Regions from separate parts of the Homo sapiens genome. Here region 2 is linked to region 1. The links are chromatin loops, found by intact Hi-C in ENCODE. Cell type or tissue: IMR-90. All regions are shown on one strand. Each heading gives the region's core, and the rest is flanking DNA. Links, peaks and the distances in the headings are about the cores only.

Region 1 (6,504 bases), core at 2,301-4,800:
CCTCCCATAAAATTCTGTTTCAACATTCCTTTCCATTATCTCTTTGTAACCCCCATGGCCCAGTCCTCTGAGGGAAAACCTGTGTTTAATCCTGTCTGTTTCTATAGCTTCCTTCCATCTCTTCTAAACTCTTCCCATGTCTTTGCATCTCTTACAGTTTCCTCTGTGAAGCTCTTGCCTTCCACTGCTTCTATAAACAGCCAAAATGTAGGCAAAGCAAGCTTCCTCCCTATTCCCTAGAAATTTCTACACGTTAAACTGCATTCTTTTCCTCCTCATTATTTAACACTTACACCTTATTTGCTCAGTCAGCTTGCCAACACATACCTCTGCATCTCCTCTGTTTCTTCTGTCACTTTCATGAAGCCATTTTTGTCTATTTTAGAGGATTTCTATCCTCATTGCCTTTGTGATTTTCATCTCCATGCCCAGTCCTAACAGTGTCTTACCATTTATGTTGAAATACCTTGCAACATGACTTGAGCATTCCCCGTGTGAAAAGGATTCTTCTGCATGCTTTGCAGTTTGTATTACTTTTTCCTTTAAAAAAGCTCCATGAGAGTAGCATTCTTATTGTGCTCATTTTACAGATAAGGAAAGCTATGCAGGAGTTCAAGTAACTTGTCCAAAAGAAAAGTCAGTAAGTGATAAAGCTGGAATTTGAAACTCAAAAAGTTTAGAATCCAGAGTCCATAGATTTCGTTACTAGGCTATACTGCTTTAGCTTTTCTTCCTAACTGCTTTTACCCAATGCTAGCCATGAACCTCAAAAGACATGAGAAAACATAGATTTAGGCTGATTAAAGAAGGGTTTAGGAAGTCATCTCACCTTTTGCAGTGAAAAAACACAACGGATCCAGGCAGCACTCTTATATAATAATAATTTTTTAAAAATGGTAGAAAGGATTTGGAACCAGGCTCCTGGAATTTGATTCCAGGCTTTACCACCTGTGTAACTTTGTGTGGTTATTGATCTCTTAATTTCCCTTTGTGTGAAATGGAAATTATATCTGCCTTTAGCCAATATTATGATTCTAATCCAAAGTTGTGACTCTTTTTTTCTTTTTCCTTCTTTTGTACTCCCAATTATGCCTCTTCCAACCTAATACTGTCTTTTTGTTGGCTGTTGTTTGAACTGATAAAGATCCTAAGCCCCAGGTACAATCCTTTCCTCCTCTAATCTCTCCTTACGGTTCATTCTGGTAAATTTTGACTCTTGCTAAAGACTGCTAAATGTCAGGCTAATTTTCCTGATAGAACTCGCTGGAATAAATGATCTAACCCTTAGAGAACAAAAGATATTTTCTACATGAAATAGGTGATAAGTGCGAAAACTGCATGTTAATGTAGGGCGACGAGATAAATTTTCATAGCCCTCATAAAACCATATCAATGAAACATCTGTTCAGTCTATATAATGGGAATATGTTCTGCCATCTATCAATCAGCGTATCAACTAGCATATGGACTATTTATATATGTATATATATATATATGATATAGGTTATAGAGTTTGGGAGGTATTAGATGATAATCATGCAAACTGAATGCTTAGCACGCTGCTGGGCACATAGTAAGTGGTCAATAAATATTAGCTATTGTTTGCATTGCTGTTCTATAAGTGAATCTATATTTAATTATTAAATGTCTGACTAATATTCCATGCAAATAAAAATAATTAGACATGCCCACTAGAGAAGCAGACACAATTCTGCTTTCATAATTGTATCTTTTCAGATTGATCTAATCGATTATACTGCTCACACACTGCTAGTTATAATTCACTTGAATTTTGATTGACATTAGCTTTTCTTTAATGCTGTAGTCTGAATGGGGGCCTCAGAAAAAAGTCTATGAAGGGAAACATTAAGCAATACTAATATTGTTTGTTCAGTATGTAGATCACAGATGATTTCCATACTTCAATACATTTGAGAACACTAAAAATACGCTACAGGAAGGTGCATATTATTGGTATTTAAAAAACAGAAAATATGGGGGATTATTTTAGTGTGTATTATTGCTCAATGTCATATACCAGCATGGGCAAAGAAGAAAGCCAGGGACTGGTCTGGTAAGTGAAATGAAACTATGGCAGGCTTTCTAGTTTTGTCTCAATTCTAGAGACAAATTAGGGACAATAGTAAGACAGTGACATTAATAATTATAATTCCTAATAAGGAAGTGGCATTAAATGTGGGCAGAAGTTTCAGAAACAGTGGTGCACAAAAAAGTCATATCCACAATTGTTCCTGAGAAAAATCAGAAATTTCCCACAATCTTGAGGGAAGCTAAATTGGGAAACAGACGGGTCAACTGAGTAATGTCAATAAAAGTGGTCAGGGAAAAGCTGAATTCAGATGAACTTTTCTATACAGTTTGCCTTCTAAGATAACGGCTTTTATTAATCTGGTCATATAAGCAGAAATTTTACCACGAGTATAGAAATACCTTAAAGGTACTGTTCTTCCCGTGAGCCCTAAAGGAAAATTGTGGATGTTTTAAAAAGACACAGAGAAACAGAGTTTCTCAGAGCCACACAAGTACTCAGGAATATCATGAGTACCGTGGAATATAATGAGTGGCCCTGGGCACATTGCTAAACTCTCTGTGCCTGCATTTCCTTGTCTGCAAGACAGAGATAATAATAAACCTATCTAGGTTTTTTACTATCTAGAGATAAAGTTGCCTAGATAATTTCCAAAGATTATACATGGAAAAACACATAGAACCATTCTAGAACATATTATTTTGCTCATTAGATGTTAGTTATCATGATCATCTGTATTTAAATTTAAAAGGGTAAAATGGGTCATCTGAGTACTTTTTCCCTGGAAGCCCCTTCCAGTGATGGTAACTTTTTTCTCTTTCTTGAGACAGGGTCTCACTTTGTCACCCGGGCTGGAGTGCAGTGGCAGGATCTCGGCTCACTGCAGCCTCGACCTCCTGGGCTCAAGTGATCCTCCCACCTCAGTCCCCCAAGTAACCTGAACTAAAGGCATGCGCCACCACACTCAGCTAATTTTTTTAATTTTTTGTTGAAATGGGGTTTTGCTTGTCCAGGTTGGTCTCGAACTCCTGAGCTTAAGCGATCTGCCCACCTTGACCTTCCAAAGTGCTAGCATAGCAGGCGTGAGCCCACGTCCGGCCCAGGGGTGGTAACTTTAAAAATTTTCCTATTCTTGTCATGGAATAATCATACCTTTACCATTTTTTTTTTATCCTGAGATCATTAAAGACGTATCAGTAGAAATTGCTCTAATACTAGTGGAAAGGAATCAATAATTATTTTCTTCTTTAGATTTATTCCAGTCTAAAGATTTAAACCTACATTTTCTTCTGTTAGCACAGCTCCTAAGGAAATTGTACTAGTACTTTATGTTTGAGAAGGCCTTGATATTTTCAAAGCAACTTTGAAGAGTAATTAAACAACATCTCTATGAAGCAGGTCAGTACTTTCATCTTTCAGAATAGGTAAACAGGACACAGAGAAGTAAAATAATAATTTGCTTTAGGTCATGAACTAGCTCATCATTTGAAATTACTTCCTGTCAATTAACTAGTCTGTGGTTCAATCTGACAGGCCAAGCTACAACAAATAAAATATCAAAATACTACTTTGTATATTGTTATATATTAGTGAGTCATCAGTGTATCCTGTCCTTCACAAATCAGAACTTTGCATCTCATGTTCTGGCTGCTTCTGTTGACCTTCCTTTCCCAGCCCCTTTATTTTTCTAGCTAATTTTAACTCATGCTTTATAATGTGACTCATGTGGAATCTCTAAGGAGACTTGCCTGGCCTTGCTGTCTCTTTTAGAGTCTCCTACTCATTGTTCACAAAGCATTCTGGGTCCCACCACATATCTCTATCATGGCACTAACTAGACTCTATTATGATAAGGGGCTTTCTGAGGAAAAGGAACATTTCTTTTTTGTCTTTATATTCTCTAGCATAATATCTAGCACATGATATTTGCTCAGCAAATATTTTTGAATGAAAAATGCATATATGGGATATGTATTAGTCAGGATAGGAGAGGATGTGCTATAATAACAAACACATACTAAGTTTATTCCTCACTTAATAGAAATGTCTAACATAGGTCAGAAGAAGGCTCTGCCTCCATAACTCAAAGATGCAATCTGACCAGACTCTACCACCTTATGGTGCTGCATTTTCTAAAGCAGATAGACTTCTAGATTGACACAAGGAAGGAGAAAAAATTGCTGGAGGAGTGCACACGGAAAGTGAAATTCACTGTGACAATAATTTCCATTCAAAAATCATTGGCCAGAGAACTACTCACTTGAGACCTGAAACAGATAATGTCTGTCATTGGCTTAAATCCCTGATTGGCATGTGTTCAATGGCCAGCACCTGTGACTCTTCTTCAATAGCTTCCATTTGGGTTACTGGAGCCCCTTTGCATCAAGAGCCAGAAATGCCTGGTGCATACTTTGAAGTGGCTGTTGATTTTTTTTTTTTTTTTGAGACAAGGTGTTACTGTGTCGCCCAGGCTGAGTGCAGTGGTGTGTTCACAGCTCACTGCAGCTTTGACTTCCCAGGCTCAAGTGATTTCAGCCTCCCAAGGAGCTGGGACTACAGGTGAGAACCATTATGCTTGGCTAATTTTTTGTAGAGATGGACTCTCACTATGTTGCCCAAGCTGGTCTCGAACTTTTGGGCTCAAGTGATTTGACTGCCTCAGCCTCCCAAAGTGCTGGGATTATAGGCGTGAGCCACCGTGCCTGTCTGTGGCTGTTGATTAGAGACTGTTTTGTACAGGAATATTAGCTCAGCTCCCTTGCTTCAGGTTGGGATAACTCTGAGAAATTGTTTTCCCTCCAAAATTCTCTTGTAGGATCTTCCTAAAGCCTACCATGTGTGGGACTTTTGCCTTGCTTGGCTTTATTTCATTCTCTGTCTTGCTTCTATCACTTCCTTACAGTCTTCCTTGAGAATATTTCCTTAATATATCACTTGCATATACATTCTTGTCTTACAGATTGGATCTGGGAAACTTGACCTAAGACAATATCACCTAACTAAAAGGTGGACAGGGAAGTTTTATGCAATACGTTTCCAGAAAGAAAGAACAGATATAAGTGAGCGCTATAATGTCTGCCACAGCATAATAAAAGGCAATTTGGTGATTAAAGAAAGCTAGCTAATTCTAGCAATAGGGACTGGACACAGGAAAGGAAAGGCAGGATAGTGTGGGAAAAGCATCACTGAGAAGAGTGACTTCACTGCAGGTAAAAAACTGAGGAAACCAAGCTAGTAGTCCAAAATGCAAAGTTGAAAGAAGCCCTGGTCTTGGTCCTAACAGGAGTCATTATTTGAGAAGAACCAATTGTGCAGTAATTATTAGAGATGACAGGTAATGCAAGGGGTCCATGTCATATCAGGGTATAAATATGTACAAGGAAGTGTAAGTACCAGAGGAAGTCAATTTGATGGCATTCTGGTTCTGAGTTATTATTTTAAAGCAGGTCCTTAGTTAACGACTAATAGTATGGGGAATTCCGGAATAGGATGTGGCCTTTGGTAGGAAAATGGTAGTAAATTCTATGCAGGGCCTCTGGGTATTGGAGAAACAGACTAGAGGCTCTAATTTTGGTGGAGTACTAATAGAGAAAAAAATCCCAGTTGAATGAAGTGGGCAACACTGTGAGGGTAGAGGTAGGCTGCACTTGATGAGCACAGTTTTGCCCAAATCTCACAGATGGTCTGGGTGCTGGTCCTGTAGCTGCAAGATTCATCCCAGATGCCTCTGGCTGATTTTTCTTGCTCTGGTGAAGTCAGCCTTCCACTGGATAAAAATCCCTTTGGCAATAAGAGCTGCAAAGTAAAATATTTTCTCTTAATGCTTCTAGATTTTGAGTCATAGTTAGAAAGGATTTCCCTACATTCCTGTTTTATTTTATTTATTTTTTTGATCACACAAATAAAACTTTTCAATGTAATCTGCTGGTTCTACACTTTATTTTATTTACCATTGACCAATGATCACATGTGAGTGACTTGGCCATGACCTATAACCAGTGCTCGATGATTGCAAAACACCCACCAGCTGGTGGAGCAAATTCCTCCCTGCCCGAGATGATGCTTTCAGGAGCTTTCTGGGCACGAAATGCTTCTCAGTGGACAATTTTTAAAAACACACATACAGAGCCATGTGGATCCCCTATTTGTATTGTCACCAAGGAAAAGAATAAGATATAACCTCAAAATCAGTGAAGAGATGGGGGTTCTCAGGAAGGATTTTGACCTGTTATTTCTGAGGAATAGCAGAAATTTATGGAAATTCTGATTTTTCCTATAACCATATGATGGTATCATGCTTACCTGTTGCCTCCTGAACATGGAGGCCACAGTCACCAACTGAGAGGCCACAGTTTCCGACTCTGCCAGCCTCCTAACGATGTGCCAGCATAGGGGGAGCTGGAGATGTCCTCAGCAGAACTCACTTTTCTGTCCCCTCTCCGTGGTAACTCCTG
Region 2 (6,504 bases), core at 1,775-4,274, 260 kb after region 1:
ATGAGTAAATATTCTTCATTAGGAGTATGAAGACATTCATCGTGATATTTTCATACAATGACTACACTTGCCACAGTGAACATGAAGGAATCTTAGGCAGACACAAAAGAGTGTGTCGTGTGTGACTATTTCAAGTTTGAAGGAAGGTAAAACTGGCTGATGAAGATAGAAACTGGACTTGTGGCTGCCTATGGAGAACTAATGCCTGAGATGAGCCATGACAGAGGCTTCTGGAGTACTGGATATGGTCTATATCTGGATCAATATAGTGGTCATAGGGGAGTATTTGATTTGAGAAAATTCCTCAATCTGTACCCTTATAATTTATGTACTTTATGTATCTTATACTTGAAGAAAAATATACTTTAAAAATCCAGTTGGAATAGAGACTAAGAGAGGGATTCTGTCTTGCTGTAGACTAATTTCTTTTCAACTCTTACTTGATTCTACATTGTCTTCTGATTTGCTTCTGTGCTTCCTTCACTACCAGGTCAACAACCTCTTTCACTGGGGAAGACTCGAGGTCTGGTTTGCAGTAACTAGAGATGTTGAAATACAAACAAGACCTTTTAGTTTTCATTAGGAAGGCATTATTGGCTAGATTTCACCTGCCCTGGCTGTTTGTGTTGATCACTGTTACTTTGCAAAGCTATAAACAAGGGAACTGTAAGAAGAGGGGCTTTCCCAATGCCAGGGCACTCAGTGAAGGACATCTGCAAAATTGCTGGTTCAAAATTCTGGTGGGTGAAAATTTTATAAATCTCAGCCTTCAGACAAAAAAAAAAAAAAAAGATACCTCTTGATTGGGCATCTTCCAGAAATCCTTTCTGCTGTGGTTGTTTTCTAGTCTATCACTAACAAATGTCCTCCTGACAAGAGAGCTGAAATTCGAGACTGTCTGCTTGCTGCCGCACTGGGATTTTTGCTGTTTAATTTTTTCATGGCTACTTGTCTCTAGGTGTTGCCTACTTAATAAAAACTTCAGTGGATTAAATTTTTTAAAGTAACTATTACAGAGTAGTCATATAAAAATACTAAAAAAAGACGCCACCAAACAAAATTACATTTATAAGGAACACACACAAATACACACATTAATACTTTTGTAAAAATCCCCAAGCATTTGTTAGCTTTGCTTCCAAAACCTTTAAATTTTGATGAAGTCCACTTTATGTATTTTTCCCTCTTGTTGCTTGTGATTTGGGTGTCATTTAAAAAATAAATTGCCTAATTCAAAGTCACAAACATTTACACCTATATTTTCTTGTAAGAGTTTTGGAGTTTTACCTCTTAAATTTGGGTTTTACATTTTGATTCATTTTGAGTTAATTTTTGTATATGATGTGAAGTAAAGATCCAAATGCATTCATTTGCTTGTGAATATCATCTCAGCACCATTAACATTCTTATTCCTTGTCTTAGCATCCTTGTCAAGAATCAACTGACCATAAATGTGTGAATTTATTTCTGGACTTTCACTTCTATTCTATTGGTCTATACGTCTACACTTATACCAGTACCACATAGTATTAATTACTATAGCTTTGGAGTACATTTTAAAATCAGGAAGTGCAAAATCTCCAACTTGGTTCTTCTTTATCAAGATTGTTTTGGCTATTCTGTGTTTTTTGCATTTCCATATAAATCTTAGAATTAGGTTGTCAATATCCAAAAAAAAAAGCCAGCTAAGATTTTGATAGGAACTGTGTTGAATCTGTAAATCAATTTAAGTATTACCATCTTAACAAATTTGGAAGATCTTAGCAGTATCTTCCAATCCATAAATTTGAGATATTTTCCTATAATAAATAGGTCTTCTTCAGTTTCTTTCATTGGTGTTTTGTAGTTTTCAGTGTGTAAGCCTATATAGTTCCTTTGTTAAATACTAAGAATTTTTTGATGCTATTGTAAATGGAGTTGTTTTCTTAATTTAATATTTGGATTGTTCATTGCTTGTGAGCACATTTTATTTTGTCCAAGAATGAACTTTCAATTTGATTGAAATAGTCCTTAGGAAGTCACTCTCAAATATGGCTTAACAGAAAAGATGCCTTTTATGGCATGAAGAATTTAGTGGGAACAGTAACCCCTCGTAGATAATTTTTTTGTAACTCCTCAAAACTTGAACTTACACTTCTAAAATTGAGTTTAATCTCTTTAGAGGAGGTAGAGTATGCATATACATCTTTGTAGTGTTATCAATGAGACAATCGTGCTAGTACAAATTAAGAGAGGTACACAAAGCATTCATTTCCAGATCATTTTGGAAAATATCTTATTTTTCAGATTAGTCATTGTAACTCCTAAATTTGATTAGTAACTTTCATGTTATCCAGATAGACTGTTATAAGGTATAAGTTGCTTCCAGGCTGGGTGCAGTGCCTCATGCCTGTGATCCCAGCATGTTGAGAGGCCAAGGCGGGAGGATTGCTTGATGCCAGAAATTTGAGACCAGCTTGAGCAACATAGCAAGACCCCATCTCTATATAATAAATTAAATTTTAAAAATTGCTTCCATAAAATACATCTCGGCTATACCCTGAAGATACTTTCATGTCCCAGGGGTATTGTGTACTAAGCATTACGTGTGTCTGGTGAATTTCACAGTTTTCAAATGTTCCTATAAAGTGCAAAATGCATTCGATCAGCAAAAGGATTTTGTTAACCCAACTTCATCTTGTCACTAACCAACATCATTTGTCATCATTTCCAGGGTTGAAACGAAATTTTTGTCTATTTTTTAAGCCAGGATTACTCTATCTTCTGAGAAGACAAAAAGTACCTTTTGCTAAGATTTCCCTATACTGTGGTCGTGTACCAAACAAAATTCTTTAGCTTTACCTGTGTGGAGCTAGAACAATTGGGTAGCCAGCCAGCCTTCTTCTCCTTGCCCACTTGAAGGCTGCAACTGTTAAACAGCACTGCCCTCTTGTGAGCAAACTCCAAAAGGACCAGCTTGAAAAAGTCCCCTCAATTTAAGTGCTGCCTGTCTGTAATAAAAACTGCACTCCAGTCGAAACCTAAATTTTGTGAACCACCAGTTTCTACCACAGGTTCACAGAACCTTCTAGAGATACTCAATTTTCATCCTAAAAGAACAAGAACATTCCCGGCATTCTAATAATCACAATCTTCTCTCTCTTCCTCTATCCCCAGCAATTTAATATTTTTTAGGTTTCTAAAATCTCAATGTGTTTCACAAACTGGTGTAGTTAAACAACTTCAACTATGTTTTTTCCCTCAGTAATGAATGCTTCATGACAGTAGGAAATTGACCGTAAAGAAGAAGGCAGGAAAATCGATGTAGATTGTCAGTTTGTTTCAGAGATACTGCCCCTCATTTTTGTGGATGAGAAACCAGAGGTCCAGAGAAGTTCAGAAATTAGCAAAGCACCTGGTTCAGAGTCCTTGTCTCTTGCATCTCAGTGCAGCCTGTTATTGCTACAGAATGTGACAGGATGTAATTTCTTAAAGGCAGAAGCTGCTTCCATAACGTTTCTATCTTCCTGACAGACTGGCATTGTGAGCAACATTGAATATGAAGGGCTTTCTCACTCATCATTTTTTCGTGTTAAACTATAGGTTTTGATTTATTAGTTATATAAATAGTGTTTGCATTTAATGAAACTATAACATCAATACAAAGTATTGCCAATAGGAATTATTGCTGTCCAAGCAGGACTCTCCTTAATACATAAATAATGCTATCAATACTTCAATACTTCTAACAACTCATGTCTGTTGTCCCATTCCTCGGGCTCCTTTTTCCATTCAGCAAATGTTTATTAGATGTTCCATGTGTCAGGTAATATATTACTACAAGGCCCTGTGGACTTTTCTTATTCACATGCCTCTCATTCATTTTCATCTACATCTTATCAGGTTGGAACACAAGATGCTTAGTTATCCACAGCACATTGTTTAGTGCAGCAGGCTGTACTTGTAAACTGCAAATCAGCAGAAGCAATGTTGGATGAGTGCTTTTTCTCCTTTCATTCAACACACGTTTTGAACTGTGACATTTCCCAGCTTTAAGATATTTTATAGATTTAAATTGTGCTCCAAATAAAAGAGTTGAGTGTGTTAGCTGCAAAATAGACAGGTCTTAAGCAGAAACGGATACTTAGTTTATTGTGACCTTTTTCCTATTTCAATGAACTGGCTGCCGGAGAGAAATGGGTACCTATGAGAGGCAATAGCACCGTGAGGTTTGAAGCCAGGTGGATGGGTCATTCCAGTTCTGCTTCTTTTCAGCTGTATGAGCTTGGGCATAATTAACTTTTTGTTTTTAGCTTCATAGGTTGTTATGAGGATGAAGTGAAATTTTACGCACACACACACAAATTAGCACACCGTAAGTGCTCAATAAGTATTCACTCTTATTACATGCTCTACCTTGTGTTTTCTTTCATTTACTTTTAGTAAAGTATACTATTTCTTATCATTTATTGTATTTTATTTTTATTTTTGGCAGCTTTATTGAGGTATAATTAACAAATAAAATTGTATATATTTACCGTATACAATGTGATGTTTTGATACAGGTACACATTGTGGAATGATTACCACAATCAAGCTAATTAACATATCCATCACCTCACATAGTTATCTTTGTGGTGAGAACACTTAACGTCTATTCTCTTAGCAAATAGCAAATATATAATACATTATTATTAAGTATAGTCACCATACTGTACACTAGGTCTCTGCAGGAATTATTCAACTTATAACGGAAAGTTTGTACCCTTTAACCAACATCTTCCGATTTTCCCCAGCCCTCCATCCCTGCCAACCACCACTCTACTTCTGTTTCTATGAGTTTGACTTTTTAACATTTCACCTGTAAATGAGATCATGCAGTATTTGTCCTTGTGTACCCGGCTTATTTCATTTAGCATAACATCCTCCAGGTTCATCCGTGTTGTCTCAAATGACAGAATTTCCTTCTTATTTAAGTCTAATAATAATATTCCATTGTACGTGTGTGTGTGTGTGTGTGTGTATGTGTTTATACATGCCATATTTTCTTTATCCGTTCATCTAGCAATGGACACATAGGTTGATGTCATATTTTGACTACTGTGAATAATGCTGCAATGAACATGGGAATGCAGATATCTTTTGGAAAGAGCAATTTTATTTCCTTTGATATGCACCCAGAAGTGGGATTGCTGGATCATATGGTAGTTTTAATTTTAATTTTTTGAGGACCCTCCATACTGTTTTCCATAGTGGTTGTATCAACTCTCATTTTCTCATTCCCACAAATAATGTCTAAGGGTTTCCATTTTTCTACATCCTTGCCAACATTGTCTTTTAATTTTTTTTTTTTTGTCACCCAGGCTAAAGTGCAGTGGTACAAACATAGCTCACTGTAGCGTTGAACTCCTGGGTTCAGCCTCCTGAGTAGCTGAGACTACAGACATATGCCACATGCCACCGTGCCTGGCTAATATATATATATATTTTTTCCATGGAGACGGGGTCTTACTATGTTGATCAAGCTGGTCTTGAACTCTGGCCTCAAGTGACCCTCCTGCCTTGGCCTCCCAGAAGTGCTGGGATTACAGTTGCGAACCACTGAGCTGGACCTTATCTTTTGAATTTTTGACAATACCTGTCCTAACAGGTATGTGGTAATATTTCATTGTAGTTTTGATTTGCATTTCCCTATTGATTAGAAATATTGAGTACCTTTTCATATACCTATTGGCCATTTGTATGCCTCCTTTGGAAAAATGTCTATTTATGTCCTTTGCCCATTTTCAATCAGGTTATTATTGCTATTTCTTATATATTTTGGATATTAACCCTTTATTAGATATATGGTCTGTAAATATTTTCTTCCATTCTGTAGGTTGCCTTTTCTTTTTGTTGATTGTTTCCTTTTCTGTGCAGAAACATTTTAGTTTGATGTAGTTTGTTTTTGTTGCCTGTGCTTTTGGTATTACATCCAAAAAATAATTTCCAATGGCTTTGGCTTTTCTAATTCAGTAAGTGTAAAAAACAAATAATAATAATAATAATAATAATAATAATAATAACTAAGACAAATGTCATAGAGTTTTTCTCCTGTGTTTTTCTTTAGGAGTGTTACAGTTTCAGGTTTTATGTTTAAATATTCAGGTATTTTTCAGTTGATTTATGTGTGTGGTGTAAGACAATCATCTAGTTTCATTTTATTTGCATATGGATATTGTTTCCCCAGCATCATTTATAGAAGAGATTGTCCTTTTCCTATTGTGTGTTCTTGGCACCTTTCTCAAAGACTAGGTGACTGTAGATACATGGATTTATTATTAGTTCTCTATTCTGTTCCATTTATGAATGTGTCTGTTTTTATCCTGGTACCGTACTGTTTTGATTACTACAGCTTTGTAATACAGAACGATGCCTCTAGATTTTTTCTTCTTGTTCAAGATTGCTTTATCTATCAAGGTCTATTTTGGTTCTATATAAATTTTTGTATTTTTCTATTTTTGTGAAAAATGCCATTTGAATTTT

Evidence for each region. Hi-C counts contacts between places; a loop is a spot of excess contacts. Peaks named below come from ENCODE experiments on the same cell type or tissue, not always from the same donor. Only the 100,000 strongest peaks of a DNase experiment are listed, where the experiment ranks them.
Region 2: it touches region 1 in a loop (2.5-fold over the local background); 4 of 110 quality-filtered maps call a loop at or near these places.

What each region holds. Positions count from the first base shown.
Region 1 is chr7:17,963,021-17,969,524 of GRCh38, reverse strand. It overlaps the pseudogene MRM3P2. Among named protein-coding and RNA genes, the nearest start is that of SNX13, 26 kb to the right of the region's middle. In IMR-90, for the core only: no CTCF peak of the experiment used is centred there; a DNase peak (open chromatin) is centred at 3,734.
Region 2 is chr7:17,703,360-17,709,863 of GRCh38, reverse strand. No RefSeq gene overlaps it. Among named protein-coding and RNA genes, the nearest start is that of LINC02889, 150 kb to the right of the region's middle. RefSeq lists an enhancer at 2,810-2,859. In IMR-90, for the core only: a CTCF peak has its summit at 2,923 (motif pointing left); a DNase peak (open chromatin) is centred at 2,923.